Regions from separate parts of the Homo sapiens genome. Here region 2 is linked to region 1. A link is an interaction called in ENCODE POLR2A ChIA-PET data of the cell type or tissue named here. Cell type or tissue: PC-9. All regions are shown on one strand. Each heading gives the region's core, and the rest is flanking DNA. Links, peaks and the distances in the headings are about the cores only.

Region 1 (8,333 bases), core at 3,881-6,380:
AAACAGCCAGAAATAGTTCTTTAGGGGAAAAGAAATCTCAAAAGAAAAGAAAGCTCCCTAGGTTTGGGCAAGGGCAATAAAGCATATGAAGGTGTGTGCACAGTGCCAAAAGCAAAAGAATCTTCTACTAAAACCACAACTCCAGTCATATGTTATTACTTACACTATAGTTGACAATGACTGGCACAGGGCATGAAACGATAAGTCTGGTGGATTTGGCATCGCTCTATGTTAACAGGAAACTGTGTTCTTTTGATTCCATTGATTGGTTTCCTGTTGAAGGCCATTCATGGCAGAGCAGAGAGTATACAAGACTATCGTCCAATTTCCATTTTTCCCGGTGCCTCTTGCTTCTGGCAGGGGAAGCTGGCAGCCTTTATTTGAGGTGATCAGGGCCCAGTCGGGGGCAAATAATGCCTGCAAGGCTGGTTGTAAATGTTGCATTTAGCAGATTAGGTTAGGGAAGGAAGAAGCCATTGAAATGCAAAAGCATACACATGTACAAACAACCACAGATGAAGCTCCATTTGTTTGGTGGCAAACGTATAAACTTGATTCATTCACTGCCATCAAATCAAGGGGCCAAGACACAATGTAGCAGCTCTGCCTCCCAAGGAGAACTTTGGAAATGTTTCAAAGGGGTAGACTGGCACATGGGAGAGGAAGAATGAGAATAGTTGGAGTTTGGCTGAGCTTTGGGTTTCCTTCCTTCATGGTTTCAAAGCCACAGCATCTTGATAAGTGTCTGAAAACTTGGTGGAGGATAGGATGGGTGGGCTTGAGTCTGAGAAAACCCACAGTGATTTGCTGGTGTCACCTGCCTGGGGATGTCCACATGCAGGCTTGGTATTCTCAATAACATCATGGACAGAATTTTATATTTGATGTATATCATGCATACTTGTCATTGATTTGATTTCAGGATGGGATTGGGGATATTTTTGTTTTGGCCTTCTGTTATTTTAATATCATTTCTGAAATAAAACAATTATTTAAAAATGACAAAGAAATGCAATTCATGTTGATAATGGGCTTCCGCTGGTCCCTGGTAAGGCTAGACCACCACTTCTGGGACATTTTCGTCCTAGGCATTCCCCTCTGTCTCTCAGCAATCACCAGGCTGCCAGCCAGGGTACAGATTCTCTGTTTCTTTAACCAGAGACATGATGGGCTCAGAGGTTCACCCTGAATGTCTCTCATAACACCCCTCACTGATTTAAGCCAGCAGCACATCACATGCTCTGTCTCCTTTTTCAAGAAAAAGTAATAGTAACAACAATAATAGTAATTTATCTCATTTCCAGGTAAGGAACTGTAGAGCACACAGCATATACGGGAGTACATTATGGGTATTTACTCAATCACAGATTCTGCTGGGTCTGGCTTAATTCATATTGTTGGATGGCCACCAAGCTAAGAGACCCTTTTTAGCCCTGACCTATGAAACACAAATCCCTTTTCTTGGAGCTATAAGTACAACATCTACATTTCTCCTACACACACACACACACACACACACACACACACACACACACACACGTCAAAATCATATTCTCTGCAACCAACAAAGCTTTGATCTGCCACTTCTGATTGGCTTTGGTGGGTGGCCTGAAGCCAGACAGATAGAAAGAAGCCTTAGGGGCCGAGCACGGTGGCTCACGCTGTAATCTCAGCACTTTGGGAGGCTGAGGCAGGCGGATTACCTCAAGTCAGGAGTTCAAGACCAGCTTGGTCAACATGGTGAAACCCCGTCTCTACTAAAAATACAAAAATTAGCCGGGTGTGGTGGCGCACACCTATAATCCCAGCTACTCGGGAGGCTGAGGCAGGAGAATTGCTTGAAGCCAGAGGGCGGAGGTTGCAGTGAGCCAAGATCACACCACTGCACTTCAGCCTGGGTGACAGAGTGAGACTCTGTCTCAACAAAAAAAAAAAAAAGAAAGAAAGAAAAGAAAGAAAGAAAGAAACAGGCTTCAGAAGGAGTAGCTGAGGCCTTTCCAGCAGGATGAGGCTTCTTGGGAATGTGTAGGAACAGGAGGCAGAATCTGAGCTGAGCTCCCCTCCCGTCTCTTATTGAGTGGGGGATTGGGTGCTGGGAGTAAGAGCAGAACTCTGAGAACCAAGCAAGAGGGATGACAGTGATTAAGAAGAGAGTTGCGGCCAGGTGCGTTGGCTCACGCTTGTAATCCCAGCACTTTGGGAGGCCGAGGCAGGCAGATCAGGAGGTCAGGAGTTTGAGACAAGCCTGACCAACACGGTGAAACCCTGTCTTTACTAAAAACACAAAAATTAGCTGGGCGTGGTGGCGCACACCTGTAATCCCAGCTACTCAGGAGGCTGAGGCAGGAGAATCACTTGAACCCATGAGACGGAGGTTTCAGTGAGCTGAGACCGTGCCACCACACTCCAGCCTGGTGATAGAGTGAGACTCCGTCTCAAAAAAAAAAAAAAAAAAAAAAAAAAAAAAGAAGAGAGTTGCTGGGGAGAGTCTGGTCGAGCTGCACCTTGGTGGTCCCTGGAGATTATCAGGAAGCGCTGGGCTGGTTCCAACTCTCTCTTTGGTTAGCGTTACCCACTCTCACCTGCTGCTGGCTCTTCTGGCTCCAGCCTCAGCCAGCCTTTAGCTGAAGACTTCCCATGGCTGTCTCTCTCCTTCCACTTTTCCTTTTCTTCCCTTCCCCTCCATTCCTACCTTTCCTCTCTCTCTCTCTATCTCTCTTTCTCTATCTCTCCCTCCCTCTCTCGTTATTGTCATGTTTTGTTATCGGCTTTTTTTTTTGAGACGTCGTCTCGCTCTCGCTCTATCGCCCAGGCTGGAGTGCAGTGGCACGATCTCGGCTCACTGCAAGCTCTGCCTCCTGTGTTCAAGCCATTCTCCTGCCTCAGCCTCCTGAGTAGCTGGGACTACAGGCGCCTGCCACCACGCCCGGCTAATTTTTTTTTTTTTTTTTTTTTGTATTTTTAGTAGAGACGGGGTTTCACCGTGGTCTCAATCTCCTGACCTCGTGATCCGCCCGCCTCGGCCTCCCAAAGTTGTTACTGGCTTTAATAAAGACTTCACTCTGAGGCTACCTGTCCTGGATGAATTGCTGTGTAGCAGTTCCTGGGAGGTCAGTTGGGAGGACAGAGCCTTGAAGGGTGGTCCAGAAGGTAGGGTCAAGACAGCAGGCAGATGGCCAGAGAGGGTGTGTGGCCCAAGGGTGTTGGGGAGTTCTGCCCTGGGTTTAGAAAATACAGGCTCCAGTCAGGCAAAACTGCCTTCCTCTCAGCAGCAGGGTAGCCAGGCAGCCTTCAGCTCTTCCTCTAGACCAAGTTTGTCCAACCCGCAGCCTGACACAAACTCATAAACTTTCTTAAAACATTATGAGATTATTTTTAAGGTTTTTTTTTTTTTCTCATCAGCTATCGTTAGTGTATTTTATCTGCGGCCCAAGACGAATCTTCTTCCAGTGTGGCCCAGGGAAGCCAAAAGATTGGACACCCCTGCACCCTCCCAGCCCTCCTTGAATCCGGGTCACTCAGGTTCTGGAAGCATCTCAGTCCTTGTCCTTCACTCTGGCTTCTTGGAGGTTTGGGAGATGCTGGGGTCCCAGCCGCTCACTGCAGCTCTTGATGTTGGTCCAGTTGATCTCGTCTTTTCGGGTGCCCACCTTCTCTCTAGCCATGCCTGTTCCCATCCTGGTTGAGTCCTTCCCTGGGTCTCTTGATGTTCTGTTTTCCATCTACCCAGCTTATAGGACTCCCTCCGGGGGCCAGTGAGTGGCAAGCCCAGATGGGAACCCAGATCTTTGATAACTGATGCTTGGCGCATTGTACTCCTCAATATTGCTTTCCTTTGCTTTGCAAATTCCTGCCTGTTGGCCACAAATAATGCTTTGTAAGACATAGCCTGAGATTTATTATTCCAAGTCAAGCAGAAGTCATGCTAATCTGGTGAAAAGTGTTTTCTGTTTGTTTTGTTTTTCTGTTGGTGGTTTAAGATCCTACTGGAAGGCTGGACACAGTGGCTCATGCTTATAATCTTGGCACTTTGGGAGGCCAAGGTGGGAGGATCGCTTGAAGCCAGGAGTTTGAGACCAGCCTGGGCAACAAAGTGAGACCCTGTCTGAAAAAAAAAAAAATTAAAATCTTACTGGACTTGGGACATTGCTTTCTTGTTTTCAGACACACTTCTGGAGTTCATGGTTTAACTGACATCTTCTACATTTGCATTAAGAAGGCTTTTACTTGGATGAGGCTTAGAACATACATAATAGGGGGATCAGGGACACCCTCTATTTTTCCCCTTCCAAGCAGGCCCACACCCCTGCCTATTCTTCCAGGAAAGGGGAGAGTCAGGACTCCAAGACAACCCTTTGAACTGCTGAAGTCCAGTGCCACTGACGAGTCACATTCCTTTGTCCTCCCCCCTGGTGCAGCAAAGTGTGCATGTTCTCACCATCCTGGATCTGTTGCATTTCTGTTAATAAGTCAAAAGGGTCGAATTAAAATGTACCATTTGATTGGCCATTCCTTTGTTGTCTTTCTCTTCCACTGAGATAAATGCCACCAGGGCAGGACTTTACATTGTTCCCCCACTACATCTCCCGTGCCTAGAATCTGGAAGACCAAAGGTGCTCAACAAATACTTGTGAAATAAATGCGTGAGTGATGGCCCCAACTCTTACATTCTAAATTTCTGTCGTTACAAGAGACAAAAGGGCAGAGTCCATTTCGGCTGCCCCCATCCCTTCATCCCCAGAGTTATGAAACTACAAATCCTGAGACCTCAATTCTCCTCATTCCACTCGGAGATGATTCCCACCTCTTAATGTCCTTTCTTTTTGGCCTTGTTTTTCTTTCCATTCTTGCATGTCTTTAACTCTTCTACTAATAACACAAGTGACCCCATTTCCTCTGTTGTCTCCAAACCACTATCCATGCCATTTTCCCTTCAGTTTGCCTTTGGTGAGAAAAAAAAAATATTCTCCCAGAAATGTGACTCAGAAGTAATCAATGTAAATGTCATCCAAGGCCATGGGGAATTTCTTGGCCATGAATCACATCCCTTGTGCTGAGAACCTGGGTTATAGTCATGGCAGAAAGTCCCAGCACCCAGAAACACCCCCTTCCTCCCCAGCCCCATGCCCACTGGATGCAAGAATTTCTCCTCGTCCTTTTTTGTTGTGGCTGTCCTTGGGCACATTGGGCAAAGGCTCATGCAGGCTTGTTTCCCTTCCCAGCTTGGTTCTGTGACTGTTGCAATGGACTTTAGCGCCTGGCAGGAAGTGCCTGGCTCACCTCCGCTCCAGCAACTGTGGCTGCCACTGCTGATGGAGGAATGAGAGACACAACCCACGGCCAGGTTTCAGCACAGGCTCAGGACCAGGGCACCTCAGATTTTCCATGCCAGCTGGAAACAGGACATGAAAGGTACAGGTTAGGAAGGAGCTATGGCTGGCGAGTTCAAAGGCCCCATTCATGAAGTTTAAAAAAAAAAAAAACACTTTCGGTATTTAGATTGCTCTGCCTTCTTTGTTCTTTCACTTTTTCTCTCAAGTTTGTAGAGCAGGTCCCAGTGCATGAATTTGAAAATAAGAAAGAAAGAAAGACAGGAAGGGGCGGGGGGAGGAAGGGAGCCTAAAGCTCATCAAAACCTGCACAAAGGTGACACTCATGCATATGCTATCAAAGTGGAAGGGAAATACATCTGTACCCACACATAACAGGCAGTGACAAGTTTAGAAATTGTTATCCCGGTCATGGGAAGGTCATTGACAAGTTTTTCAGGTCTCCAGTAAGTAGGAAAATGATTGGGGCAGACTGAGTGTCTAGCAACCTTGAATGAGAGAAGCAGAAAGGCACAGGGGTAGGCGCGTGGGCTTGGAGCCAGTCTGTTTGGGCATTCCAATTGTAGGAAGTAAATGAAATAAACCACACAAAAAAGAATCATCCTGGCACATGATGGGCTCTCAACAAATACCAGTGAAAGTAATGAATGAATATGTGAAGTGCTTCTCAGAGGCCCAGGGCACGGAGGGGTGCTCACTGAAGAGCAGCAGCAGGAGTAGTCATGCTTGAGCCCAATGTTGGAATCCCTTCCTGTCACTCGGCTGGGTTTGACTGGGAGCAGTCGGGACACCACAGGACTAGGGGAAAGAGGAGGATCCACTACACCCAGAGCATCTGCTCTGCCGGTGAGCAAGGCTGATGACACAGATCGCAATGGCAGTGACAGGAACAGTGAAGGGTCACTGTCTTTAGAAAAGGCCATGTCTAAATGGGTGCAAACCTAGCCAATCCCCTCCAAAAGAAAGTTCCCAGCTTCTCTGACCGGGGACTTTCTCCGCCAGCACCCAGGGGATGAAGGAACAATTTTCCTTTATCCTGTGCCTGCAGCACAGCACGGCACAGGCAGAGCCTCCTGTTTCAAAGGCAAACCTTGAAGTTTACAGTGCCCTCTACCTGAAGAGAGTTAGTTTAAAAATCAAAACGTGGCAGAAAGTCAGAGCTGGTAGAGAATTTGAATATTACCTAGGTAACCCCATATTCACTGAGGCTCTGCATTACTCAAAAAACCCACCTGGAGGCCAGGCGCGGTGGCTCATGCCTGTAATTCCAGCACTTTGGGAGGCTGAGGCGGGTGGATCACCTGAGGTCAGGAGTTCGAGACTAGCCTGGCCAACATGGTGAAACCCTGTCTCTACTAAAAATACAAAAATCAGCCGGGCGTGCTGGTGGGCGCCTGTAATACCAGCTACTTGGGAGGCTGAGGCAGGAGAATCACTTGAACCCGGGAGGTAGAGGTTGCAGTGAGCCGAGATAGTGCCACTGCACTCCAGCCTGGGTGACAAGAGTGAAACTCTGTCTCAAACAAAACAAAACAAAACAAAACAACCCAAAAACCCACCTCAAACTACTTTAAGCAAAAGAAGAAAATTCCTTGGCTCACAACACCCAACTTGCAGAAGACAGTGAGTTGAACTGGCTTTAGGAACTAGTAGGAACAGGGACTTAAACGTGGTCAGAGCTCTTATCTTAACTTCTGGTATTTCCAGACTCATTTCCAAGCTGTGGGACATTCCTCAGAGTCAGTTTTTTCCATCCGTGTAATGGGAATATTAACTTTCCTATCTACCTCCCAGAATTATTAACATGATCAAATGAGAAAATACATGAACAGAGGTACATATACAGTTGGTTATTAACACTTGTTTTTAAAATGTGAATTTATTGTGATTGAATTAAAGTATTGGGGACAATGTGAACATAATTCAAGTTTCTCATAGGCAATTTTATCTGCAAGAGAAAACTAGATTAACATAGAAGATGGCACCCAGCTGAACTGAGTCTTGTCAGGATTCACAAAATGCCACATGCACATATTCCACGCATCTGCCCTACTACCTTGCAGATGTGTTATTCTAACTAATCTACTTATCACAACCAACTGGGTCATCCTACGAGGTTATATTTTCCTATTCTTTCACATTTGTAAAGTGTTGTGTATTAAAAAGAATTCATTCAACATCTCCAACATGTCTAAGCATCACAAGCAGGGCATGGGAAAGAAAAGCTTTGTGTATTGAGGGGGGAAATTGAAGTAAAGCATTTTGAGAGAATCAAGAGAACCTATGCTATCTCCCAAGCAACAGACCATAGAAATAAAAGAAATGTCTGTGGATGGAATAAGTTCAAGTGCTGAGAAATCAATAAGAATAAGGCATGATCCACCCACCTTGGACACCCAAAGTGCTGGGATTATAGGCGAGGTCAAGAGATCGAGACCATCCTGGCCAACATGGTGAAACCCCATCTCTACTAAAAATACAAAAATTAGCTGGGCATGGTGGCAAGTGCCTGTAGTCCCAGCTACTTGGGGAGGCTGAGGCAGGAGAATCGCTTGAACCTGGGAGGCGGAGGTTGCAGTGAGCTGAGATTGCACCACTGCACCCCTCCAGCCTGGTGACAGAGCAAGACTCCGTCTCAAAAAAAAAAAAAAAAAAAAAAAAAAAAAAAAAAAGGCATGAAGACATAGAAGAGATGGAAAGATGAGCATTGTTGAAACCGAAAACTAGGTGGTGAAAAATAAGGGCAACCTCGCTCACAAAGAGAAAGCACTATCTACGTGCAAAAACCTTAATGGAAATTACCACATTCTGCAGAAATGACACCTTTTGTTCTATGAGGGGCTGATTTGGTGATTTCAAATATCACCACAATTTCCAAAGACTTCAGCTATTGAGTGAAGTCCTCAAGTGTGGATGAGAAAACTGCAAAGGAATTTCCAGCAGGGATACAGAAATTAACTAAAGAAGAAAATGCTACATTTTCAAATTTTCAATTTTGATGAA
Region 2 (8,333 bases), core at 1,902-4,401, 110 kb after region 1:
CCTCTGGTTAGTCTTGTCTCATTTAACATTTTTATCTGTGAATGGGATGAAAAAATGTAAGTATGATGAAGAATGTCACAAAAGCGGGAATGGTGACTGATGCACTAGAATCAAGATTCAAAAAAAAGATCTCAACTGCTTAAGTGGTGCACTGAAGCTAACAGGATGAAATTTAACACATAGATAACAGATACATATGTATGTATGTATATGTGTACCTATACATATGTGTATATATATATATGTGTGTGTGTGTGCATGTATATTCCCTCATATTTAAAAAATGTAAATCAACAGCACAAGTACAGGGTTCTAGAAACCAGGGTAATTTACCTAAAAAAGGCCTGCAGCTTTTCTGACCACATACTTTATAAGCCAAAAGTGTAATGTCATTGCTAAAAATGCTGATGTAAAGTCAAAATATGTGGATAATATTTACTATGAAACTACAAGAATTACTTTTTCCGGGGAAAAATACATCAGTAGTGAAAATAAATGCATTGGTCAGGATATTTCTAGAATACCGTTTTCTAGTCAGGCTGCTGACTAAATGTCTGAAGCAGAGACGGCAGAAGAGACAACATGGTTGGAAGTTATGTGATTTGAGGGACAGTAAAGTAATAAAAGTGTACGTATATTCAATGCTTAACGGCTTACTCGAGTTTTTCCCAAATATGTAATCTCACTTGAAGGAGAGTTTCCTCTGGTTGAGAGAAAACCCAGTCAAATATTGAGTCTTCAGCAAGTTCAGAGAATAGTAACTTGTCCAAAATTAGAAAGATATAGAAAGAGACAGAAGCTGGGATTCGAACACAGGTAATTTTGACTCCAAAATCTTTTTTTAAAAACATATGTATATATTAAAAATACATGTATAATTTTTCATTTAAGCAATTTCACTTATCAAGTTGGTCTGAAAATGTTCAGTCAGAAAAATAAAAGTTGTATCTGAACTTTTTTCAAGCAAGATGTATGTATGTCTTACATAGTTTCATGACCTTGGGACTAGCTCAACTTCTAGGACATAATATGTGCTAAGAATTTGCTGAATGAATTAGCCAGCCCTTTTGCTTGTGTTGTGTATCTGTCCACTGATGAACACTAGATAAAATATATACACAGTTGACTCTTGAACAACATGGGTTTCAACTGCACGGGTTCACTAACAGTTGACTTTTTTCAATCAAATACGGATAAAAAATATAGTATTTTCAGGATGCAAAATCTGCGCATGTTTACACAGGGTTGATATTTTGTATATGTGGTTCTGCAGCAGGACTTGAATGTGCATGGATTTTGATATATGAGGGAGATCCTGGAACCAATCCCCCAAGGGATGACTGTACACTCAAACAAGTGAGAAACATTTCTCTGCAAGTCTTTTTCTTTATAGCATCCCATATTACAATGTCTTTTCATCCATCTGTTTTTGTGTTTTTTTTTTCTCCCTGGCAACTCAATTTTCCTTTCTACCCATTTACTTTGTACCACAGGTGAATAAACCTCTTATTCCCACCTGCCCACCTGGCCATCAGCCAAGATGAGTCTTCCTGTTCCTTATAATTGCTTGTCCTGACTGACAGCTTGGCAAAGCAGGACAACAGATTACTGTGATAATAAACACATTTATCAGATTGTTTAGGAAGGGTGACAAACAGAAAGGATTCTGATTGCAATAAAGAAACCATGTCCACAATATCTTTATTCATCCTCCATCAAAATTTTGTTTCCTACTTTTCCTACCTCCTTATGGAAAAAATACAGGAAGATTATCAGAAGAATAAATTGTGTATTTGAGTTTTTTAAAAAACAAATTTCTCAGTACAATAAAAAGATTCTGAAATGTTCTAAGGTCAAAAATTATGACACCTAAAATCTAGGCAGAAAAATTTGCAGGAAGTAAAGTATGTTTAACATAGGGCTAATTCTAACACAGCCACAGAGAGCTGTTAACATGCCAAAAAGAAAAACAGGTTAAAATTAATTCAGTTTGAGTCCCTCTGTTTCTAGCATCTATTTTCTCTCTGTATATACTGTATTGGCAGTGTCAGCACTACAGCCAGCCAGAGTGGAAGTACTCTCCACACCTAGCTACCCACAGATTACCCAGTAACCTGAGCCTGCAAACATGCAGGACAGAGAAGAGAGAAGAGAAAAATCTGTTTACCTTAAAGATAGATCTTCCAAACTCATTAACATCTTATACAGTGTTTGCCATTTCATTTGTGTTAAGATAACCTTATTCCCAGGCCCTAAAATGAATCATTTCAGGGTCAAATGGCTGTAGCACTTCCACCAATGGGTGGAATACACATTTCAAATACAATATAGAACTGGTTTAAAGGACACATTGAGAAAGAAATGTCTCTTTTTCAACTGATCTCTGCTTACTTCACTACCCCAGGGATATGAGAAAAAATTGTAAAGTTCTTAAAGGTAGATGCTTTATATGTAGGTAAATATAGAACAGGAGATTTTGCAAAGATGAAAATGTTTTAAAAAGGAGCACATGAAGACCAATGCTTAGCTCATAACCCATCTGAAGGCACATACAAAGTTCACCGGAAAATGGATAATTCGTTTCTGCTTTTCCACTGATGGATTTACCAGTATACTAAGCTGAAGTTTAAAAAATGCTGTGGTAGGAAGAAACACTACAGTACAGTAGCAAACAAAGCCAGAGAGGTTGGGTTGATCCAGTAACGTGCTACCCGTCAAATGCCAGATATGGAATTGCTGGATAGCAGAGAATCTTTAGTATTTTCAAGACCTCGATTCTATACCTAGATTGTATTGAATTTCAGATCCTGCTTCTAGATGGAAAAGCATACACACACACACACACACCCCAAAGATTTCCAGACCTTGGGTGTTTAAAGGGCCTTCACACAGTAAATCAACCTACTGCTGTCTTGTTTTCTCTGCAACCAGACTGAAATAATATAGCACAAGCAGAGGTGTGAATTACCCCCATTCATCTTAATGGAGTGTTAACTTCAAAGCCTTGTTTTAACCATTTAAATGCTAAGCTCATGAGTAAACATTCTGTTAAAAATAAAAAAGTACAATTTAAACATTCACCCTCAACATACGAAAGTAATTTATAGTCTTGGCACTTCGTCTTTTAATTTAGCAAACAAGTCTCCAAATGTTAGAAAAGTATATATTTTCTGCTTTACTTAGTTTTATTTTAAATAGTTATTACCTAATAAATTATGAACATTAAGCCCATAATGAGAAGGCCCATATTTCCCAGGAAAAATTCTGAGGGGCATTTGAACAAGGTTTTTTTTGGTAATCTTGGCTGAAGGGGGCACTGCTCTCACCAGCCATCTTATTAACCTCATCTAAATGCACAGAGAAAGTTGTGACTCAAAACAGGCAACTAGATAAGGCAGAACATTAAAGTAAAATAAAAATGAATACCTGCACAAATAATTTTTCTTGCTACTAAGTTTTGTGCAGTGTTCAACAGACTGTCCCTTTGCCAAACCTCCCATGATCCTATCTCATGAGCAGGTGACAAATGTATTAATTGATGCCCAGCTGTCATCACACTTAACAATTGCCCCCAGGGGGCATCCTTGCATCTGTTGCAGATTTAGGGTTATTTTGGTATTACTGGAGTTAGACTTATTTAAGTAGCTGCACACCTATCTGTATTTGGATCCATAATGTCATAAACAGAAGAAGAGGGTACGAGTAGTAGGATATCGGATTGACTGGCTCTGGCTGACCTGAAGCCACATGGGAGGCCATGTCTGGCTGTGGCCTGGGACCATTCTAAGTGCCTAGTTTCAGGAAGGCATTATTAGTAGGAGAGTACAGCTGAGGTAAACTGTGGGAAAGCACTCAAAACGTGCACCTGGGGCCAGTTCCCCTGTGAGTGAAGGCTAGAGAAAGATTCTGAAAATAATTCTCATGCAAGATGAAGAAATTCAAGGTATGTTTCCATGTCCTTAGTGGAAAGCAAACTCATTTCATTGGTCCAGATAAGGGAATGGACAAAGGGGATAAACATTTAATCTATCAAAAGAGTCTGTTTTGGTCTGCACCTAATTTATACAGAGCATTTAATTCTATCAATATGACCCTGTATAATAGGCATTAACTCCATTTTACAGATGTGAACATGGAGGCTTATAGAGGTTACGTAGTGTGCCTTACACTGAGACTTGAATCCAAGTCTTTCTAACCCAAGAGCTTGGTCTTTTACCATTACACTACACTGTTCTCCAGTTGCTAAATATCTTGATCTTCTCAAAAGAGAAGCTCAGTTGTCAATTTTTCGGCTTATTTCCTAAGTGAGAAGCAAAGGTGCACCTGCAAAAGAGTGTATTTCCATATATGAAAACCGGCACTTTGCATGCAATTCTCTACTTTACATGTGTACTGGGGTAGGATTACATTTTTACTGATACACCCTGGCTTTAGTAGAATTTCATGGGAGGAGAGCCCTAGGTTCTGGTTCCTAACCTGAAATAAGCCATGTCAATGAGAAGCTGCAATGATTTATAACCTCCAAACAAAATATTATAGAAATGATCAACATTTTGTCTCTGCCAAGTAGAATGTTGCCTGTTTTAGTGACCAACTAAGAAAACTCAGAGAAAGGACTTTGAAGTACACAGGCAGTCATCACAGGTCTATCTCATAATGAACAGAAGAGGAAAGTTATAAAAGTTTTTAGATAGGATTTAGAGGGAGGGCAAAATCCCTCTAAATTCTACCAAGTAGAACAATCTCAGTTTTGTTATTAGTGACTGATGCTAACAAAATTAAAACATAGCTAAGAATCAATTTTGTATATAAATTTAATACACTGATTTCTTAAAACAAACAAACAAAAGATTGACCCAATATATTTAAGAACATTTAAACACTTCTGCTCTTTGAAAGACACTGTTAAGAGAATAAAACAGCAAGCCACAAAATGGGGAAAAAAAAATCTTTGCAAAACACATATAAAGAACAGAAATTGGCTGGGCATGGTAGCTCATGCCTGTAATCTCAGCACTTTGGGAGGCTGAGGCGGGCAGATCACTTGAGGTCAGGAGTTTGCGACCAGCCTGGCCAACATGGCGAAACCCTATCTACTAAAAATACAAAAATTAGCTGGGTGTGGTGGCGTGCGCCTGTAATTCCAGCTATGCAGGAGGCTGAGGCACTAGAATTGCTTGAACCCAGGAGGTAGAGGTTGCAGTGAGCCGAGATTATACCACTGCACTCCAGCCTGGGTGACGGAAGTGAGACTCTGTCTCAAAAAAACAAAACAAAACCCCAGAAATATAAAATCTAAAAAGAATGCTTAAAAGTCAACAATGAGAAAACAATTAACAAATGGTGGTATGTGCCTGCAGTCCCAGCTACTCAGTATGCTGAGGCACTGGGATCACTTGAGCCCAGGAATTTAAATCCAGTCGGGGCAACATAGCAAGACCCAGTATTTAAAAAAAAAAAAGGCAAAAGAGAGTTGAGCTAAACAGATACTTTACCAAAGAAAATAAACAGATGGCAAATATGCATATGAAAAGATGCTCAATATCATATTAGGGAACTGCAAACTAAAACAACGAGATACCACTACATGCCAATTAGAATGGTGAAAATCTAAAACACTGACACCACCAAATGCTGGTGAGGATGTAAGACAACAGAAACTCTAATTTACTGCTCTCTGGAATATAAAATGTTACAGCCATTTTGGAAGGTAGTTTGGCAATTTCTCATAAAACTAAATACATTCTTACCATACAGTGTAGGAACTGTGCTCCATGGTATTTACTCAAATAAGCTGCAAATTATGTCTACATAAAAACCTACACAGGGGCTGGGCATCGTGGCTCATGCCCAGCACTTTGGGAGGTCGAGGCGGATGGATCACCTGAGGTCAGGAGTACAAGACCAGCCTGGCCAACATGGTAAAACCCCATCTCTACTAAAAATAGAAAAAATTAGCCAGGCGTAGTGGTGGGTGCCTGTAATCCCAGCTACTGGGGAGGCTGAGGCATGAGAATTGCTAGAACCTGGGAGATGGAGGCTACAGTGAGCCGAGATCACACCATTGCACTCCAGCCTAGGTGACAGAGTAAGACTCTGTCTCAAAACAAAACAAAACAAAACAAAACAAAAAAACCTGCACACGAATGCTTAGAGCAGCTTTATTTGTAATTGCAAAGACTTGGAAGCAACCAAGAGATCTTTCAACAGGTGAATGGATAAACAAACTGTGGTACATCCATACAATGGAATACTATTCAGTGCTACAAAGAAAGGAGCTATTAAGCCACAAAAAGACATAGAAGAAACTTAATTGCATATTTCTAAACGAAATAAGGCAGTCTGAAAAGGCTACATACTATAGGATTGCAACTATATGACATTTTGGAAAAGACAAAACTATGGAGACAGTAAAATGATCAGTGGAAATGTACAAAGACGAGCAGGTACTATTCCTACAGAAACTACTCCAAAAAAATTGAGGAGGAGGGACTCCTCTTAACTCATTCTATGAGGCCAGCATCACCTTGATACTAAAACATGACAGAGACACAATAAAAAAAGAAAACTTCAGGTCAATATCTTTGATGAACATTGATGCAAAAATCCTCAACAAAATACTTGCAAACTGAATCCAGCAACACATTAAAAGTTAATCCACCATGATCAAGTACACTTATACGGGATGCAAGGTTGGTTCAACATATGCAAATCAATAAATGTGATTCATCACATAAACAGAACTAAAGACAAAAACCACATGATCATCTCAATAGGTGCAGAAAAGGCTTCTGATAAAATTCAACACTTGGGGGAGGAGCCAAGATGGCCGAATAGGAACAGCTCCGGTCTACAGCTCCCAGCGTGAGCGACGCAGAAGACGGGTGATTTCTGCATTTCCATCTGAGGTACCGGGTTCTTCTCACTAGGGAGTGCCAGACAGTGGGCGCAGGCCAGTGTGTGCGCGCACCGTGCGCGAGCCGAAGCAGGTCGAGGCATTGCCTCACCTGGGAAGCGCAAGGGGTCAGGGAGTTCCCTTTCCGAGTCAAAGAAAGGGGTGACGGACGCACCTGGAAAATCGGGTCACTCCCACCCGAATATTGCGCTTTTCAGACCGGCTTAAGAAACGGCGCACCACGAGACTATATCCCACACCTGGCTCAGAGGGTCCTACGCCCACGGAATCTCGCTGATTGCTAGCACAGCAGTCTGAGATCAAACTGCAAGGCGGCAACGAGGCTGGGGGAGGGGCGCCCGCCATTGCCCAGGCTTGCTTAGGTAAACAAAGCAGCCGGGAAGCTCGAACTGGGTGGAGCCCACCACAGCTCAAGGAGGCCTGCCTGCCTCTGTAGGCTCCACCTCTGGGGGCAGGGCACAGACAAACAAAAAGACAGCAGTAACCTCTGCAGACTTAAGTGTCCCTGTCTGACAGCTTTGAAGAGAGCAGTGGTTCTCCCAGCACGCAGCTGGAGATCTGAGAACGGGCAGACTGCCTCCTCAAGTGGGTCCCTGACCCCTGACCCCCGAGCAGCCTAACTGGGAGGCACCCCCCAGCAGGGGCACACTGACACCTCACACGGCAGGGTATTCCAACAGACCTGCAGCTGAGGGTCCTGTCTGTTAGAAGGAAAACTAACAAACAGAAAGGACATCTACACCGAAAACCCATCTGTACATCACCATCATCAAAGACCAAAAGTAGATAAAACCACAAAGATGGGGAAAAAACAGAACAGAAAAACTGGAAACTCTAAAACGCAGAGCGCCTCTCCTCCTCCAAAGGAACGCAGTTCCTCACCAGCAACGGAACAAAGCTGGATGGAGAATGATTTTGACGAGCTGAGAGAAGAAGGCTTCAGACGATCAAATTACTCTGAGCTACGGGAGGACATTCAAACCAAAGGCAAAGAAGTTGAAAACTTTGAAAAAAATTTAGAAGAATGTATAACTAGAATAACCAATACAGAGAAGTGCTTAAAGGAGCTGATGGAGCTGAAAACCAAGGCTCGAGAACTACGTGAAGAATGCAGAAGCCTCAGGAGCTGATGCGATCAACTGGAAGAAAGGGTATCAGCAATGGAAGATGAAATGAATGAAATGAAGCGAGAAGGGAAGTTTAGAGAAAAAAGAATAAAAAGAAATGAGCAAAGCCTCCAAGAAATATGGGACTATGTGAAAAGACCAAATCTACGTCTGATTGGTGTACCTGAAAGTGATGTGGAGAATGGAACCAAGTTGGAAAACACTCTGCAGGATATTATCCAGGAGAACTTCCCCAATCTAGCAAGGCAGGCCAACGTTCAGATTCAGGAAATACAGAGAACGCCACAAAG

What was found. ChIA-PET counts read pairs that join two places held together with the same protein. Peaks named below come from ENCODE experiments on the same cell type or tissue, not always from the same donor. Only the 100,000 strongest peaks of a DNase experiment are listed, where the experiment ranks them.
Region 2: POLR2A ChIA-PET joins it to region 1 with 12 read pairs; 3 of 35 experiments call an interaction of 5 or more read pairs at or near these places.

Annotation. Positions count from the first base shown.
Region 1 is chr14:61,175,563-61,183,895 of GRCh38, reverse strand. No RefSeq gene overlaps it. Among named protein-coding and RNA genes, the nearest start is that of TMEM30B, 100 kb to the left of the region's middle. RefSeq lists enhancers at 4,428-5,627, 5,742-6,243. In PC-9, for the core only: a CTCF peak has its summit at 5,567; DNase peaks (open chromatin) are centred at 5,025 and 5,745; H3K4me3 peaks cover 1,260 bases; H3K27ac peaks cover 2,500 bases.
Region 2 is chr14:61,059,626-61,067,958 of GRCh38, reverse strand. It overlaps a transcript of SLC38A6 not described here. Among named protein-coding and RNA genes, the nearest start is that of SLC38A6, 83 kb to the right of the region's middle. In PC-9, for the core only: no CTCF peak of the experiment used is centred there; no DNase peak of the experiment used is centred there.